Regions from separate parts of the Mus musculus genome. Here region 2 is linked to region 1. A link is a loop called in an ENCODE intact Hi-C map of the cell type or tissue named here. Cell type or tissue: left cerebral cortex. All regions are shown on one strand. Each heading gives the region's core, and the rest is flanking DNA. Links, peaks and the distances in the headings are about the cores only. Region 1 has its middle 56 kb from the start of Gm24626. Region 2 has its middle 120 kb from the start of Gm35251.

The links. Peaks named below come from ENCODE experiments on the same cell type or tissue, not always from the same donor. Only the 100,000 strongest peaks of a DNase experiment are listed, where the experiment ranks them.
Region 2: a loop joins it to region 1, with 2.2 times the contacts of the local background. A loop is called at or near these places in 3 of 42 quality-filtered maps.

What each region holds. Positions count from the first base shown.
Region 1 is chr5:85,769,056-85,777,403 of GRCm38, forward strand. No RefSeq gene overlaps it. Among named protein-coding and RNA genes, the nearest start is that of Gm24626, 56 kb to the right of the region's middle. In left cerebral cortex, for the core only: CTCF peaks have their summits at 3,199 and 3,805; a DNase peak (open chromatin) is centred at 3,210.
Region 2 is chr5:85,582,536-85,590,883 of GRCm38, forward strand. No RefSeq gene overlaps it. Among named protein-coding and RNA genes, the nearest start is that of Gm35251, 120 kb to the right of the region's middle. In left cerebral cortex, for the core only: a CTCF peak has its summit at 4,361 (motif pointing right); a DNase peak (open chromatin) is centred at 4,382.

The DNA of each region.
Region 1 (8,348 bases), core at 161-8,160:
TGAGTTCTTCCTGGATGAATGTCCCTTATTGCTGCCTTTACTGTGGACATCAGATCTACCTTCTTCAGCCCTCCAGCTGGGCCCTAAGCCTGCGTAACTGATATTTCCTGAGGTCCCCACCTTCATAGGCTGAGCAACTACTGCTTTCTCTGGCTCTCCAGCATGCAGACAGTAATTCTGGGATTACCCAGACTTGAATCATGTAGCCCAGTCTAACTAATCCCGCTTTACAATCAATCTGTTCTCTGATACAAGTATAAGCAGATCTTTGGAGAAGTTTGTGAATGAGAGGTAAATGAGAAGCTCACCAAAATACCACAGAAGACATGCTTTGGTAAATATAAAATAAGTATGAATTATTCATGAATGACATTATAATATACAGTATGATTAACACTAATGTTATGTTAGCAGTATGATACACACAGAAGAAGAAGAAGAAGAAGAAGAAGAAGAAGAAGAAGAAGAAGAAGAAGAAGAAGAAGAAGAAGAAGAAGAAGAAGAAGAAGAAGAGGAGGAGGAGGAGGAGGAGGAGGAGGAGGAGGAGGAGGAGGAGGAGGAGGAGGAGGAGGAGGAGGAGGAGGAGGAGGAATATTTTACCAATAAAAGTCAACTAAGATACCAAATTCACAATGGAGTGACACCCTGCAAGACAGAGATGGAAAAAGGAGCTAATGATGTTAACAAATCTCAGTTTCGCCACTAGCCTCCATACACAAGTAATAAACTGAAATAGTCTCAGAAGCTCTACATTTGCAAAGACCTGTAGAACCCAACACAAGACTGTTGTCTAGACATCTGACATTTCACACTCATCACAGTACACCTTTATAAATTATTTTGTTGACCATAAGTGGTGACAGGAAGGGCAGAGAATGTCTTATATTCACAGTCATGAAATATTTAAAACAGCATCACATATACAAACTACCCATCACAGGCAGAGAAGTTAAATGACTTGCTTGATGGCATAGAGTTAAGAGTGGATGGGAAATGAGCCCTTGAGTTATCCAAGATCACAAGTAATAAAGATAAGATTGGAGGATTAAACTTACAGCCATATTCTTAACAAAAGCAGGATACACAGTGCAGAATATTTAAGTGAATGTATTAAGCAATGAAAAAATACAGATATGTGATATTACAGGGAGAAGAGAGAATTAAACACTATAGAAGTAAAGAAATACTGCAAATTGTGGCTGTAAATGGTCTGATATCCATGCTAATAATTCTCACACACTAAACCCACCTCCACAGGTCTGTATTGGGGGGAGGTCTTTTTTGTGATAGATACACCACATTTTAATTGTGACTCCCAGCTTTGAGGTTACTAAGTAACTTCACTGTTATTATTGGTAGTAATTGTCAACTACGCAGTTACTAATTATTAAGAGTTTCAAAGTTCAGGATGTAGCTAGTCACATGTTGTATTCTCTCTCAACTCTCCAAATATTAAGACTTATTAGTACATGACCATCATTTGAGAACAGGCAGGAGATTTCACTCTCAATGTGGGCGGCCTCTAGGGTAGCATCTCTATCCTCTGGACAAAACACAGAACGTTTTATTCTCACCCTCACTCTGCCCAAGGCTAAGACAGAAATGGGATGATTATTGTTCTCCTAGAAAGAGACATGTACATAACCACAGGCCAACAAAATCATTAGCCATCCATTCAATACTCGACCAATGATTGATGTACAAAGGAAACCTTTGGTCGCCTGGGACTGTCCAAATGGCTCCTGACAATAACAGCATTACTGTGGTCAGTCATAGCTATCAGTGTTGCTGTACTTCTATGAGAGAGAGAGAGAGAGAGAGAGAGAGAGAGAGAGAGACTCTATATGTGGGTTTGAACAGTTAGTCAGCTTTAACATGGTTTTCACATTTGAGCTCTACATGGGGTGCATTAGAGTAAGAATTTAAATTTAACTTCTGTGTCCATAAAAGGATTTGATCTAACTGGACATTATTAAAATTTATCATCATCATTATTATTAATTGTTTATATTAAAGTGATTTTTATTTGCTTCCTTTGTTCTATTTGCCTTCTTATTTCAGTACTTTATGACCCAAATATTAGAAAAATGGTTTCATTCTGAGAGAATATTAAACTATAAGATTCGTATGGTATTTCCTTTAATTAAATAACTCGTTTAATGTGAGAAATAAGTAAAAACTCTATAATTTTAGAGGTAAGAAGTATTACTCATAAGAACTCTCTCTCTCTCTCTCTCTCTCTCTCTCTCTCTCTCTCTCTCTCTCTCTCTCTCTCTCCACAATGACATAAAAGTATAGAAAAATTGATGGCTTCATGGATGGCAATTTTGATGTTGCTTGGTTTGAGGTAGAAGAACTAAACATGATGGATTGGAGGGGGAAACCACAATTGTTCCTTAACTGAATGCAAGGTTCTCTGAAAAGAGGCATCCAGTGCATCTGGAAAGGGGAGTGTGCTATCTCCTCTCCCTCCTTAAACTCACACTGAAGCAGGGACTGTGATTTAAAACTCATCTATACACTTTCCTCCAAAGAAGAAATTATTAGCACTTTCAGGAGATGCAGAGCTCAGGCATCCTATCGATGTGGACATAGAGCATGAAAATGAAATGTTAAAGCAGAGATTGGGAAAAGAGCTGAAAAGTCTAAAAATAGCAAGAAAAATTATAGAGAAATTTCTTATAAACAACAAGAAGAAACAAATTCCAGGTATTAGTGGAATTTTAAATTAAAATTTTTGTTTTTGCCAAAACGGGAGCTATTGGGGGTAGAACAGATGTTTGGTCTTTGAAATGAACAGAGATTTTCTACAAGCAAGTAAGTCACCAAATACTTCTTAGTTCATAAACAATATACTCATATATTATGGGAGAGCCATTTGTAATTCTGTATTTTACACAATGAAATCATATTATTCAAAGCATTCTGAAGCAGTCAATGAAAAGTAATTGTAAATCTCTACTATTGTCAACCGTGGCACAAATCTCAGGACACATGATGGAATATAATAATAGGAACAGGAATCATTCTGGCTAACCCGTGAGAAAAGATCTATTACTTCAGCTCTAGCAGCACTGGTGGGGTTTCAAAAGATTCAGTTCGCTAATTGCAATATGCAAATTAATCAGGAAATGAATGTCTATTCTTACTTTCACTTTGACTGCCTGTTGGACTCACAGGCACCCAGTAGGAGGCTGCAGTACTCCTCCTGCCCTCACTAGTTTCCCCCATCCCAGCTGTGGTGGTTTGAATGAGAAGTGCCCTAGGCATCTGAATACTAGGCCCCACTTGGTGGTGGTGTTTTGGTAAAAATACAAGGTCTGGCCTTGGCAGACTAAGTATGTCTCTGGGAGCAGGCTTTGAGGTCTCAAAAGCCATGTGCTGGTTTTAGTCCCTGAGCCCGGGGGAGGGGGGGGAGCGGTATCTGTTGTCTACTTGTCCGTCTGTCTATGTCCTTCTCCCTCTCCCCTTCCTCTCTCTCTCTCTCTCTCTCTCTCTCTCTCTCTCTCTCTCTCTCTCTCTCTCTCTCTCCATAAACCCCAAATAAACTCCTTATTTGTCACCACTCTGGTCAGATCAGTGTTCTACTCCACTCCTTTAATAAATTATTATCTTATCTACTCATTGGCAAGTCTGGATGCCTAAATTACCAGTTCATATCCTATGACCATTTAATATTCTGTCTCGTCGTCTCCATTTCTTCTAAAGAATTTGCTTTGCATTCTAAAAATTAATCTTTTCTTGTCTTTGCTTGTAAATATTCTCTCCAAAGCACTCAGCTAGCTCCTCTGCATCCTCTAGTGGCAAAAATCTTTCAGCATAACCAAGCATAGATATCAGTCTCCTTGGAATTTAGACTTTGGGGATTTCATCTAACAGTGCGACCCCTCTGTTATACTACAGCATATCCACTCTGTTTCCTTGTAGTGGTGGATATAACATTTGAAAGAGAGGAAGTGGAGTCTGTGGTTGGAAGAACGGAACATGCATGAGATTTGCTTTTCTCCATATTTAAAGGCAGACTTTCCAGGGTCGTACGTTAACATGACCCTTCCTCTCACTTTCCAGTCAACATTCATCATGGACTCTACCCTGCAAAAGCCAAAATAGAGACTTTCAATGACATTGAAAAACCTGTGTAAAGGTAATGAATAACGTGTATCTCCTGTTCTCATGCACAAACTCACTATGACTTAAATTTTAAGAAAGAGTTCTTATAATATTTGTATTTATTCTTTGGACTTTTCCTATGTGGGTACAATGTGTCTTGATCACATTTAGTCACTGCTGGCTGCTTCAAACTTCTTTCAAGGCACCCTCAACACATCTTGATCTCACCTTCATGTCCTATGCCCGTGGTATAGTCATGGCAAAAATATGAATAGGGATAACTAAGAACTATATTTTATGGGGTATTGGTTAGCACCTTTTATTCTTCAAATTCCTTTGCCTTTTAAAACTTCTGTCCTCATTTAAGGGTTTCACCTTATGAAATGGCCATCTTTCCAGCCTCTACCTCGGGTTTTCCTGAAGTCCTACATATTTTTTTGGCAGAGATGCAGCTCAAGTTTTTCCACATGTACATCACTGCTCTCCTTGAGATAAGTTGTGAGACTGTTTTAAAATTATCCAATGTTCTTAGTTGTAAATTGGTAATCAAATCTCATGCTTCAAGAAATAAAGTAATTACTGAAGGATTTAGAAAACAGAGCATACTTTATCCACAAACAGCACTGTCTAAGTCACTAGTGGATTTGTGTATAAATGTGGGCATGTATTTAAGTATGATTGATATGGGTTTGTGAGACAGAAAGCAGTATGTATATTAATAGAGACATCAGTATGACAAAAACGTTTGGTACCATTGAGTTTTTTTTTAAAGCCTAGATTTGCATTCTATTTGGGAATAATAATTCCTAGATTTTTTTCATTGTCCATTCATATCTTTTTTCTCTCTAGAAAATAGTCTCTCTTGAGGCTGTATGAAGTTCACAATTGTCAGCCAACATTCATAAAAAAAATGGCTTCACAAAACACTTATTTCTCCTTTTTGTGAGCTAGATATATTTGACAGTTTGGGGACAAACTCTAACATTTTCCACTGTATCACCACTTCATAAGAAACTCTTTTAAAAAAAATCATCTCCTCACATTCTCCCTCTCTCACTTGGGATGGGCAGAATGGCTTCTGTATAGATGATAAAAGAAGGGTCAGTCTGCCATGGAAAAGCTGCTAACCTGAGGCTATATCACCAATGCTCACAAGCACATTTGTAGAGTGCACTTCAAGAAGTGTGATCCTTGGGCACTCAAAGAGATCTGGAAAGCTCCCACAAGGGAGATGTGTTGATTGATGTATCCTGACCTGAGTATTCCTTAGGAATGACCCCACACAGTATCCTGTATAGGTCTCAAGAAAACATAATGACTATGACATTTCACCAAACAAGTTCTATACATTGGTAACCTGTGAAACTGTTACCAACACAAATTTACAGTTAGTACAGACAAAAACTAAATACTAAGTTATGTCTAAAACTGTCCCAAAAGCCACCACTGCTAGTATTTTTCTTATAGTGTAAACCCACTGCGACTACATATAGAAACACTTAAATAGCATCTCTCTCTCTCTCTCTCTCTCTCTCTCTCTCTCTCTCTCTCTCTCTCTCTCTTGTTCTTTTTTTTTGGGGGGGGGGGGTTGGTGGAGTTTCTGTTGTAACCTGTGAGTTGTCAATGTCTTTCCTCATACAGTTACCTACTTCAGAATTGCATGAAGATATATTTTGTAATGGAATTATATATGTATTAAAACTTAGGTTTTCTTTTATTTGGGTGTGGTTGCTTGAATGACAACGGTCCCCATCAGCTCATGTATTTGAATGTTTAGTATTCGGGAAGTGGCACTACCTTAGAAAGATTAGTGATTTGGAAGTGTGGCCTTATTGGAGGAAATGCATCCCTGGGGGTGGGGGTGTACTTTGAGACAAGCAGTTCAGGGTGTCGCTCTCACCCACTTACTGTTCCAGCACCATGTTTGTTACCATGCTTTCTGCCATGATGATAATGGACTGATTAAGCAAGCCCATCATCACTACTAGACTGTAATTCCTTAAAGACCAGGGCCACCCACTATTCTTTTTTACTCACTCAGTACCTGACCTGTGACATAAACAGTCAATAAACTAAACTGTTAGAAACTTCAACTAGTGGCATTAATAATGATCTCTGATTGATGGTTACTAATAAAGATAGTTTGAGTCCTAGGAACATGAAACTCATTTTAAGCTGGGAATCATGTAATTAGACTGAGCATTGTGGCTCCTCCCCTTTGTATTGTTCAAATGTGAAATTGGAAACTTAGCTCTCAATAGCACAAGAAAATAAAATATATGATATAAAATGCAAGATATATTTAAGAGAAACTTTATAACAGATATTTTCACAAATAGGTATTCTTGTTTTCTTGTTAATTTAATTTTAAAACAGCTATGAGGGTTTTTCATAAATTTATGAGGGTTGTTTACCAAAACAAAACAAAACAAAACAAAACACCATACAATTGTGGCCAGAACTAAATGTAGGAAAACTTTACAGCAATTAATTCTGTTTTGTTGGCATTTGCAAGGTACTGGGTTTTTTTTAATTGCTATTAAAAATACCAACCACATTCAGTAAAATGTGAACAACATTGTAAATCAGATAAATGGAAATAACATAGAATACATAGAAGTCCATTTCATAAATAATCAGAATAGAGTACAATATAATATACAAAAATCATTTCCTCTTTAATTTACCAAGGACAACTCCCAGAGTGTGGAATCCAAATGCTCTTTTCTTTTCTAGATGATACATGATTGATAGATAGATAGATAGATAGATAGAGTAGATAGATAGATAGAGTAGATAGATAGATAGATAGATAGATAGATAGATAGATAGAGTAGATAGATAAATATATAATATGCAAATACATGGATAGATGATAAATAATGTCCTCATAATTCCACATTCCTATACAATTTATATGTAAATATACTTTATTTATTAAAATTTATTGAAATAAATTTTACTTATTCCTGGTATAAATATTCTAGTTCAGTGACAGGTAAGTACAATTCAGATGAGTGATGAGAAAAAATATTAACTTGTCAGTCTTTGCTGATGAGCACTTTAAAACTGTCAAAGACCACAACTGCATATCCAAAATATCTGGCTATGCGTCTTCTAAGGAATTGGACAAAATATATTAAAAACAAGTCAGCAAATGTTTACTAAGGAATCTCTCACTCCCTCTCTCCCTCTCTCCCTCTCTCTCTCTCTCTCTCTCTCTCTCTCTCTCTCTCTCTCTCTCTCTCTCTCTCCACACACACACACACACACACACACACACACACACACACAAAATACTCTTACTTCGTTAAGTTAAAAATAAAATTAACAAATTTTTTGACAAGCGGAGAGGAAAATCCAGGAGTAGAACACACATGGATGAGAAAACAGAGGTCCTCATGTCATGAGCTATGGCTTTTTCTGCCTTCTACTTCCTCTCAGAAAATTCCACCCAGAAAAGGTTGGTCCAATCTGATATTTTAATATTTAGAATTTATTGAAAAAATTATATTCTGTCTCCAGATAGCAAATATTAGTTCCTGAAAAAAGTCAAGAACAGTAAATCATATTTCAGTATACCTTAGATGTAGAAATTGTCATATTCAATGTAATGGCATTGTCTCCTTTATAATGTTCCTATTGATATTTTTTGGAAAAAGAATGTTTGAGGGGATAGAGAGATGGCTCAGTGGTTAAGATCAACTGTTGCTCTCACAGAAGACAGCTTACAACTATTTATAACTCCAGTTCAAGGGATCTAGCATTCTCTCTGGCCTCAGTGGGCACCAGGCAAGCAGTGCTCTTTCATATGTACAGGCAAAACAACTATATACATAATATTATATTTATATAATTTTTAAAAATCTTTGAGATGACTCTGTTAAGATATGAATTTTACTACGGAATACGTTGGGGCGGATGTTAGAGGTTTTAATAAGTCTAATTCTATCCGTATGTTGTAAGTTCTCCAAAATAAGACTCTTCCAGCCAGGTTTGTTTAACTCACACGTCCATCTTTTCTTTGCCCTGGCTGCCAGCTTTGTAGTCCTCTACAGCCACAAAGCCTGACTCACTACACCTTTCAAGGACTGTCCTAATGTCTCTCTGGAATCTCACAAATCACTATCTGGCAGCTACATGGACCATCTAGAGACTGCCTTATCTAGGGATCCACCCCATAATCAGCTTCCAAACGCTGACACCACTGCATACACTAGCAAGATTTTGCTGAAAGG
Region 2 (8,348 bases), core at 247-8,246, 190 kb before region 1:
CTAGTAAGAGCAATTCAACAACAAAAGGAAATTTACGGGATAAAACTGGAAAGGAAGAAGTCAAAATATCACTATTTACAGATGATATGCTAGTATATATAAAAGACCCTAAAAATTCCAACATTAATCTCCTAAACCTGATAAACAGCTTCAGCGCAGTTGCTGGACATAAAATTAACTCAAACAAATCACTGGCCTTTCTCTATACAAAGGATAAACAGGATGAGAAAGAAATTAAGGAAACAACACCCTTCACAATAGTCACAAATAATATAAAATACCTTGGTGTGACTCTAACTCAGGAAGTGAAAGATTTGTATGACAAGAACTTCAAGTCTCCGAAGAAGTTGAAGAAGAGCTCAGAAGATGGAAAGATCTCCCATGCTCATGGATTGGCAGGATCAATAGAGTAAAAATGACTATCCTCCTGAAAGCAATCTACAGATTCAATGCAATCCCCATCAAAATTCCAACTCAGTTCTTCACTGAGTTAGAAAGGGCAATTTGCAAGATCATCTGGAATAACAGAAAACCTAGGATAGCAAAAACTATTCTCAACAATAAAAAAACCTCCAGTGGAATCACCATGCCTGACCTAAAACTGTACTACAGAGCAATTGTGATAAAAACTGCATGGTACTGGTACAATGTCAGACAGGTAGATCAATGGAATAGAATTGAAGACCCAGAAATGAACCCACACACCTATAGTCACTTGATCTTTGACAAGGGAGCTTAAACCATCCAGTGGAAAAAAGACAGCATTTTCAACACATGGTGCTGGCACAACTGGTGGTGCAAATTTTATAAGCCCCAGTACAGGGAGTGAGTGGGTAGAGGAGGAGGGCAAGAGGAGGGTATAGGGAACTTTCGGGATAGCATTTGAAATGCAAATAAAGAATATAATAATAATAATAATAATAATAATAATAATAATAATAATAGAAATCAAACTGGGACTCTGTAACTCCATTTTTTGACAATTATTTGGCAATTTCATTTATATCATGTTCATATATGTATATATTTTAGGAAGCATCTATGATATTAGGTTTCATATTGTTTTGTAAAATGCCCTTGATTTTAGCTGTCTCTTTCTATATTCCTTCCCAAAACAATCCTCCAAGCTGCCTCACCACTTGATCCTCTCACTCCTATCCCTATTCATCCATAATTATCTATTCTATTTCTCTTTCCTATGGAGATTTACCGGTTTCCTATATTCTGTACTCTATACCTATTCTTTGTGGTTCTATTGAATACTAGTAATGATTGCCTTAGCAGATAGTACCCAACATAATCAAAACACCATATTTGTCTTCCTAGGTCAGAGTTTCTTTACTCAGGGTTATTTTATTTTAGTTCTACCCATTTACCTACAAATTTAATCCTATCATTTTTTTAATGGCTGAGTATTATCCCATTGTGTATGTGTATTACATTTTCTTCATCCATCTTTCTCTTGAGAAACATCTAGGCTGTTTCTAACTTCTGACTAGTATTAATGATGCTGCTATAAACAGTGTTTATCCACTGTTTCCGTAATAAAATGAAGCACCCTTGGGTTAATGGCCAAGACAGGTATCGCTGGATTATAGGATATATCAATTCCCATCTTCCTGAGGGAAACTCCACACTGATTTTCATACTGGCTGTACGTTTGCACTCTCACCAGAAATGGAAAAGTGTCCCCCATATTCCACATCCTTACCAGCATGAGCTGTCATTTGTACAATTTTTGATCCCAGGGTTGGTGATACCTCCAGATCTTTTGTTATTTATGATTGTGTTATCTATTCTGTTGTTTTGGTGTGTGTGTGTGTGAGTGTGTGTGTGTTTATATGAAGCTAAAAATGATCTTTAATCTCTCAAGATATTATCTCAGAAATTTGACTGTGATTTAAGTAAATCTGTAAATTAATTTTGGTAAGATGGTCATTTTTATTATAGGAATCCTACCAAACCTTGATCAGGGAAATATTTCCATCTTTTGATATCTTTTTCAATTCCTTTTTTAAATGTTTTAAATATCTTATTGTACAACTCTTTCACTTGCTTCGTTAGAGTTTTCCCAGGATATTTTATATTATTTAAGTCTATTATGAACAGTGCTGTTTCCCTGATTTGTTTCTCAAACTTTCTTACTTGTATATAGAAGGCTACTGATATCTATGTGTGTATTTTTTATCCAGCTACTTCATTTGGTTTTTATGTCAAGCTATGAAACTACATCAGGCAGGAGCTACCTCTATTCTATTCTGTAACATACAAAAGCAGAATAGAGAGAAATCAAAGGTATCACAGAGCATCGCACTAGGGGTAACAGGAAATGAAAACAAGGCCACAGTAAAGACTTCCACTCATTAAACCAGTTTGGAAAAATCATACACATAGATGACTTGGTCAAATTGCTTTTGGTACAATATCCTCTCCTATCCCTTTCTTTTTCTGTGTGAGCTACTCCAGGAAAACCCTGCATCTGTCGAAGGAATGTTCATCAAGTTAAAGGAATTCTAAATAAGAATTGCTTAAACCAATGAAGATATGTCATTCATGGCTTACAAGAAATCTGAAGATTAACAATGACTAGTATTTTTTACTCTTTTGTGTTCTTCCAACAGTATACCCATAGAAGTTGGATGTTATACCCAGCCTTCCATTGTCTTTATTTACTAAGTTACGTTTACATTCCAGAGAAGAACACTACAATAGTTCTAGGGAGAGTGACATAGAGAGATAAACATCTGATATTACATCAACAAATTCAAAGCATCTCTGTCAGTTCCACAGCCAGGCATAATTTACTTCACAGAAAGGGAGTGGATGGGTTAAAGCCAGGAATAAACAAAATGAAGGTACAGAAGAAGAACTCTATTGGCTAGTAAGCATATCACTAATTGTTAAAACACTTTGTTGTATCCTGCAACACTTCTTGGGCTATGAGTTTTAGTGGAAAGTGTAACCTTACTGGAAAGCTATATTAAAGTATTCTTTAAATATGACCAACTTTTATTGTACCTTTCTGGAAATTAATCATTCCTTCTCCCATGTAATAAGCAGACATTGATCAGAATCCTCTAGAATGGCTAGACATATCCCTTTCCTTGTTGCTTCCTCAATTTGCTGTAGCTATGTAGAAATGTTGGTTTAGGTTCTGCCACTGAAAAGTGTCACAAGTCATATGTTCACCTTTTCTCTGCCACACTAATATCCAAACAGAACCAGTGTGCAAGACTACATTAGAGAAGATGAAGGAAGCTACAAAAGTAACTTAAGTCCCTTCTTTTTTCTTATCTTTTTATTCTTAATCGGATTTTTTAATGTATATTTTAGGTGTGGGGGTATTTTCCTTGCCTGTATGTAGATATACAATGTGTGTCTGATTCCCACAAAGACCAGAATAGGTTGCGGGCTCCCTGGAACTAGAGTCTCAGACAGTTACTATCTGCCATTTAGGTGCTGTAAACTGAGCCCGATCCTCTGCTAGAGCAGCAGATGCACCTAAACTGTGCAATGACTCCAACTCCCTTTACATTGTTTGCGTTTATTTCTGTGCTTACGTGTACATGGCATGCATGTGCTTATGCTTACAGAGACCAGAAGAGAACCTCAATTCCTATGGAACTCAACAGGTGATTGTGAGTCACGCAACATATGTGCTGAGAATTGTACCTAGGTCTTCCACAGAGCCCAAAATTTACTTAACAGCTGATCTCTCTGTGTCTCTGTCGGTCTGTCTGTCAGTCTGTCTGTCTGTCTCTGTCTCTGTCTCTGTCTCTGTCTCTGTCTCTGTCTCTGTCTCTGTCTCTCTCTCTCTCTCTCTCTCTCTCTGTCTCTCTCTCTCTCTCTCTCTCTGTGTGTGTGTGTGTGTGTGTCTTTCTCTCTATGTCTCTCACTCTCCTATTATCTTTATTATTATAATATGCGGAGAACCCTGTGAATATCAACAAGCAAGCAAGCCTCAAAAATCTTAATGAACCATGTCCACAATACAAGAAACCCCCTTCAAACCCCTGTTTCTAAACTGTCAGTTATATCCCTGAAGTAATTGGTCGCATTAATGAAAATATAGTTCTAGTCCTGGGACTACCTGCTTCAGTTTTCAGCACCACAAAAAAGTTACATGATAACAATAACAATTTTAAGTTGTTATAAATCACGTTTTTAGTTATATACTACTATTCTAAAAAGGTATGTGCTAAAATTAAATTATTTCTTTTTATAAATAACAGGGAAAATCAGTCTTATATTCTACTTTGTTATCTTTTCCCTGCTCATAGGAATTATTATGAGCAGTATTAGAAAGCAACAGCAAGATGAGGAAAAAAAAAAAAAAAAAGATGCAGAACAGCACCAGCAGGGGGCGCATCAGGCTCCTTTCGTTTCTCTCAAATGCAGAAAACAACTGATGGGGATTCTCAGAGCTGAAGGAACATGAACTCCCAGTGTGAGAAACAGAAGGAGTTTGCAAGAATCAAAGAACAGCCAGATGATGGTGTGAAAACAAGAAAGTAGTGAAGGTGATGGATGAGGGAAGAGTTAGGCAGGGTCACACCTTGTGGGATGCAATCAAGAGACTGCGTGGGTTCTAAAGGTGCTTGAGGAGACTTTGAAGGATTATAATGAAAATGTTCATTCTAAACTCTCTTGAAGATAACCTTTGTTTTTGTAAAGAATAAAATAAGTGAACATGTGTTGTCCTCTTTTATAAATTATTGATGATTCATCGTTGTGGAGCCAGAATCATAGAGAGGAATTCACAGAATGTGTCAGTCCGAATATGCTTAACAAGTATAAATGAAACTTTTCTTTTTAATGAATAGAATATGAAGGGTATGAGGAGGAAATTCCCAAAAGCTTCCTTAACAGGTGGTAACGCACCTGGGTTACTGATTTCTTCATTTTTCAAAATGAGAGGGTCTGGGAAATACACATATTTTGGGATAAAGATAAATATCATGAAGAAAGATAACAGTTGAATTCTATTGTGCAAATAATAAGTGCACTATATCAATCAGATAACCAGATATAGACATCAAGTAGAACCATAAAAGTTCAGAACACATGGAAATTTTGGAAATTAATATATGCAAGTCACCAAAAAAGAGTATTTTAGGGTAAAGGGACTTGATTAGATATTGTCAGAGTAGAGATGGGAGCTATGATGGGATTGAGAAGTAAACGCCCATATGCTCATACATGTATACCCCAAGAAAGCATAAGAGAGGCAGGGAAATGGCAAGGAGTAGGCGCTTACGGATTCATAATGAAGGTAAAATGGTCTAAGACCAGAGTAGTCCCTTAAAATGCAGACTTGAGCCTTGCATAAAGCTCCTCTGTGCCAGACGTGGTGGCACACGCCTTTCATCCCAGCACTCGGGAGGCAGAAGCAAGCAGATTTCTGAGTTCGAGGCCAGTATGGTCTACAAAGTGAGTTCCAGGACAGCCAGAGCTACACAGAGAAACCCTGTCTCGAAAAACAAAACAAACAAACAAACAAAAAAAAAAACAAACAACAACAAAAAAAAACCTCCTCTGTGAGGCTCCACCCAAGAGCCAATGAAAACTGTTGCAAAGACCCACAGCCAAACATTAGATGGAGATCAGAAGTCTTGTGGAAGAGGTTGTTGAAGGATTGAGAGATCCAAAGAGGATAGAAACTCCACAGAAAGACTAATAGAGTCAACTAGTATTGACCATTGGGGCTCCCAGAAACGGAACCATCAGCCAGAGCAAGCATGGGCTGGACCTACCCTCCCCCCTGCATGTAGGTAGTGCCACTTGGCCTTTGTCTGGTCCCCCAACAACTGGAGAGGGGTTGGGCCTGAATCTGTTGCCTGCCTATGGATCCATAGTTCCCCTACTCTTGTCTGGCCTCAGTGGGAAAAGATGTAGCTAGTCCTGAAGTGACTTGATGAGCTGGGGGTGGAGTAGAAAAACCAACCCCTTCTGAGAGGGGAAGGGGAATTTGAGGGAGAATCTGTGTGACGAGGTACTGGTAGAAGAAGGGGGCTGATACTTGGATGTAAAACAAATAAATAAATTAATAACAAAAATACATAAAACAAAAAATAATGTGGCCATGAAGCAGAATGGGAAAGCTTCAGTTTGAAAGATGGATGACCTTGGCAACAGCATTTAGTCTAATGTAATGATAACACATGCCTCAAGGGAAGAAACAAATAAGAGGTTGGTATATGAAAACACATAAAATATTTTGCGCCGTTAAAAATAGTTTTTGATCAAGTCAGGGGACAAAGAGATGCAGGACATTTTTGCATTTTTAAAATTAATTTTGTTGAATATTTGTATACAGATACTTTGGTAGTGAAGAAAATATCCATTAGCCTGTGAGGAAGGCCACAATAATCCATCTCCCACCCCATGTGCTACCCTACGTTGGGGTTTTGACATTCTCCTCCTCATTAAGGTGTGAGGTTTGTATTCCATCCTCATAAGTCTCTGCAGTTTATGATCCAGCCTAAATCAAAAGGACCAGAAAATAGACTCTGTGTGATGTATCTTGCTGTTCTGAGGTGAGGACGGGAATGACAATGCAATTTGCTCCCTAGTTCCTGGGGCACTCCCACTGTGCAGTGCTAAACTGCATTGTGAACAATGATCCTGCCATGAAACCACTGTGCTTTGAGAAAGCCCAAAACAACCATGCAGAGGTGCAATGGAGGGTAGTTCTGAGACACTGTGAGCTCTTCTTTTTTCTTTTTTGAGCTCAGGAGATTACCTAACTACATCACATGCGGATCCTGTGTTAGCACCTGCTTGCTACCTGATCACTTCCTGAACACCTGGATCCTAGGGATGATGAAATGTCTTTTTAAAGATACACATTTAGGAATAGCTTATTATTTGAGCCGCTGCACCTATAGTAAAAAAGAGAAAGGGGGAAATTTTCAAAGGGACTTTTACACAACTTTACAGGACTACTCTCCACAGGTAACGATCATCTGTGATAGAAAGTAAGTAGGCCAGCTGCATAGTCAGCAGATGACATCTGCTTTCTTCTATTTTCTCTTTGCTATGTAGAGAGTCATCAAAGAATAAGAAGGTAAAAGGATGCTAAAGTCCTCAAGGAAGATAAGGTGTAAAATGATACTTGAAGGAGGTAGATGGTGAGTTGAGTAGGGAACCAGCCTTGGGTAGCTTTGTCAGCCTGAGGAAATGCATAATGCTTCCCATTATGCTTTGAAGTAGACCAGTGAGTGCACTTGAAAGACTTTAGTTTTCCCTCAGCTATTCTGAATGCTAAGATACAGGTAAAGCTAGAAAGAAGGTGAAACAGGAATTGATATTTTACCTGGAAATATAGACAAAGGACACGCCAAGATACTTTAAGGGATTTCAGGGGAACTGTCACAGTAAAACAATGTAATGAATGCCGTATATCTGGATAAGAAGAAAAATGTAGATCTATGTAGTTAAACTGGTATATGAAACCCTAGCTAGGGTAGAAATACTCATATTTGGAAGAATTAGAGAAACATAGTAGCATATTTGAGTGACAGCATTTGATGCTACTGAACGAGGTTTTGTGGAGATTGCCATCGGATAATACAGAATAAGAGTGTGCAGCTCAGAAGGAGTGGAGAGCACATAATCTTTGAATATTGTGCAGTTAAGTAACTACAGGTCCAATATTTTAAAGTGTTTACATGAATGTTTCAGATAGTAAGAAAAATAATAGACATTATGTATTCAATTGTTGAACACACCCGGGAATTAGCAAGTGTGACAGTGGCTTTGCAAGGAGAGGTGAGATGTACAACATCTACACTCACGTGCCTGAGATGAACAAGGAGCCATGGCATATTAAAGGGAGACAGGCAGAAATCTTGAAAAACTATGAAAAACAGTTATAGTATGCCATCTCTGGTCTTCCCTATTACAAGAAAAACAAAATAAAAGTTGTATGTAAGACGATATCTGAGATTTCTTTAGCATAAATGGGAATGAAGGGTTGGACAGATGGCTCAGTTGATAAAGTGATTGTACCTTTACAAGGAGAAGCACCTGAGATTTTCTCCTTGAAATTTATGTTAAAAAAAAAAAACATAAAAAAGTGGGTACACTTGTATACACTTGTAATCCCAGTACCGGAGAAGCAGAACCAGGAGGACACCTAGAACTCACTGCCAGCCGTGTGTGTGTGTGTGTGTGTGTGTGTGTGTGTGTGTGTGTGTGTGTGTGTGTGTGTGTAAAGGAAAAGGACATCTGATGTTGATCTCTGACACACACACAGGAACACATGCATAAACACATTCACACATGCACACAATATACACAATAAAGAATGGGGGAAAAGCAAGATAGATAGAGAGAAGGGAGAGAGG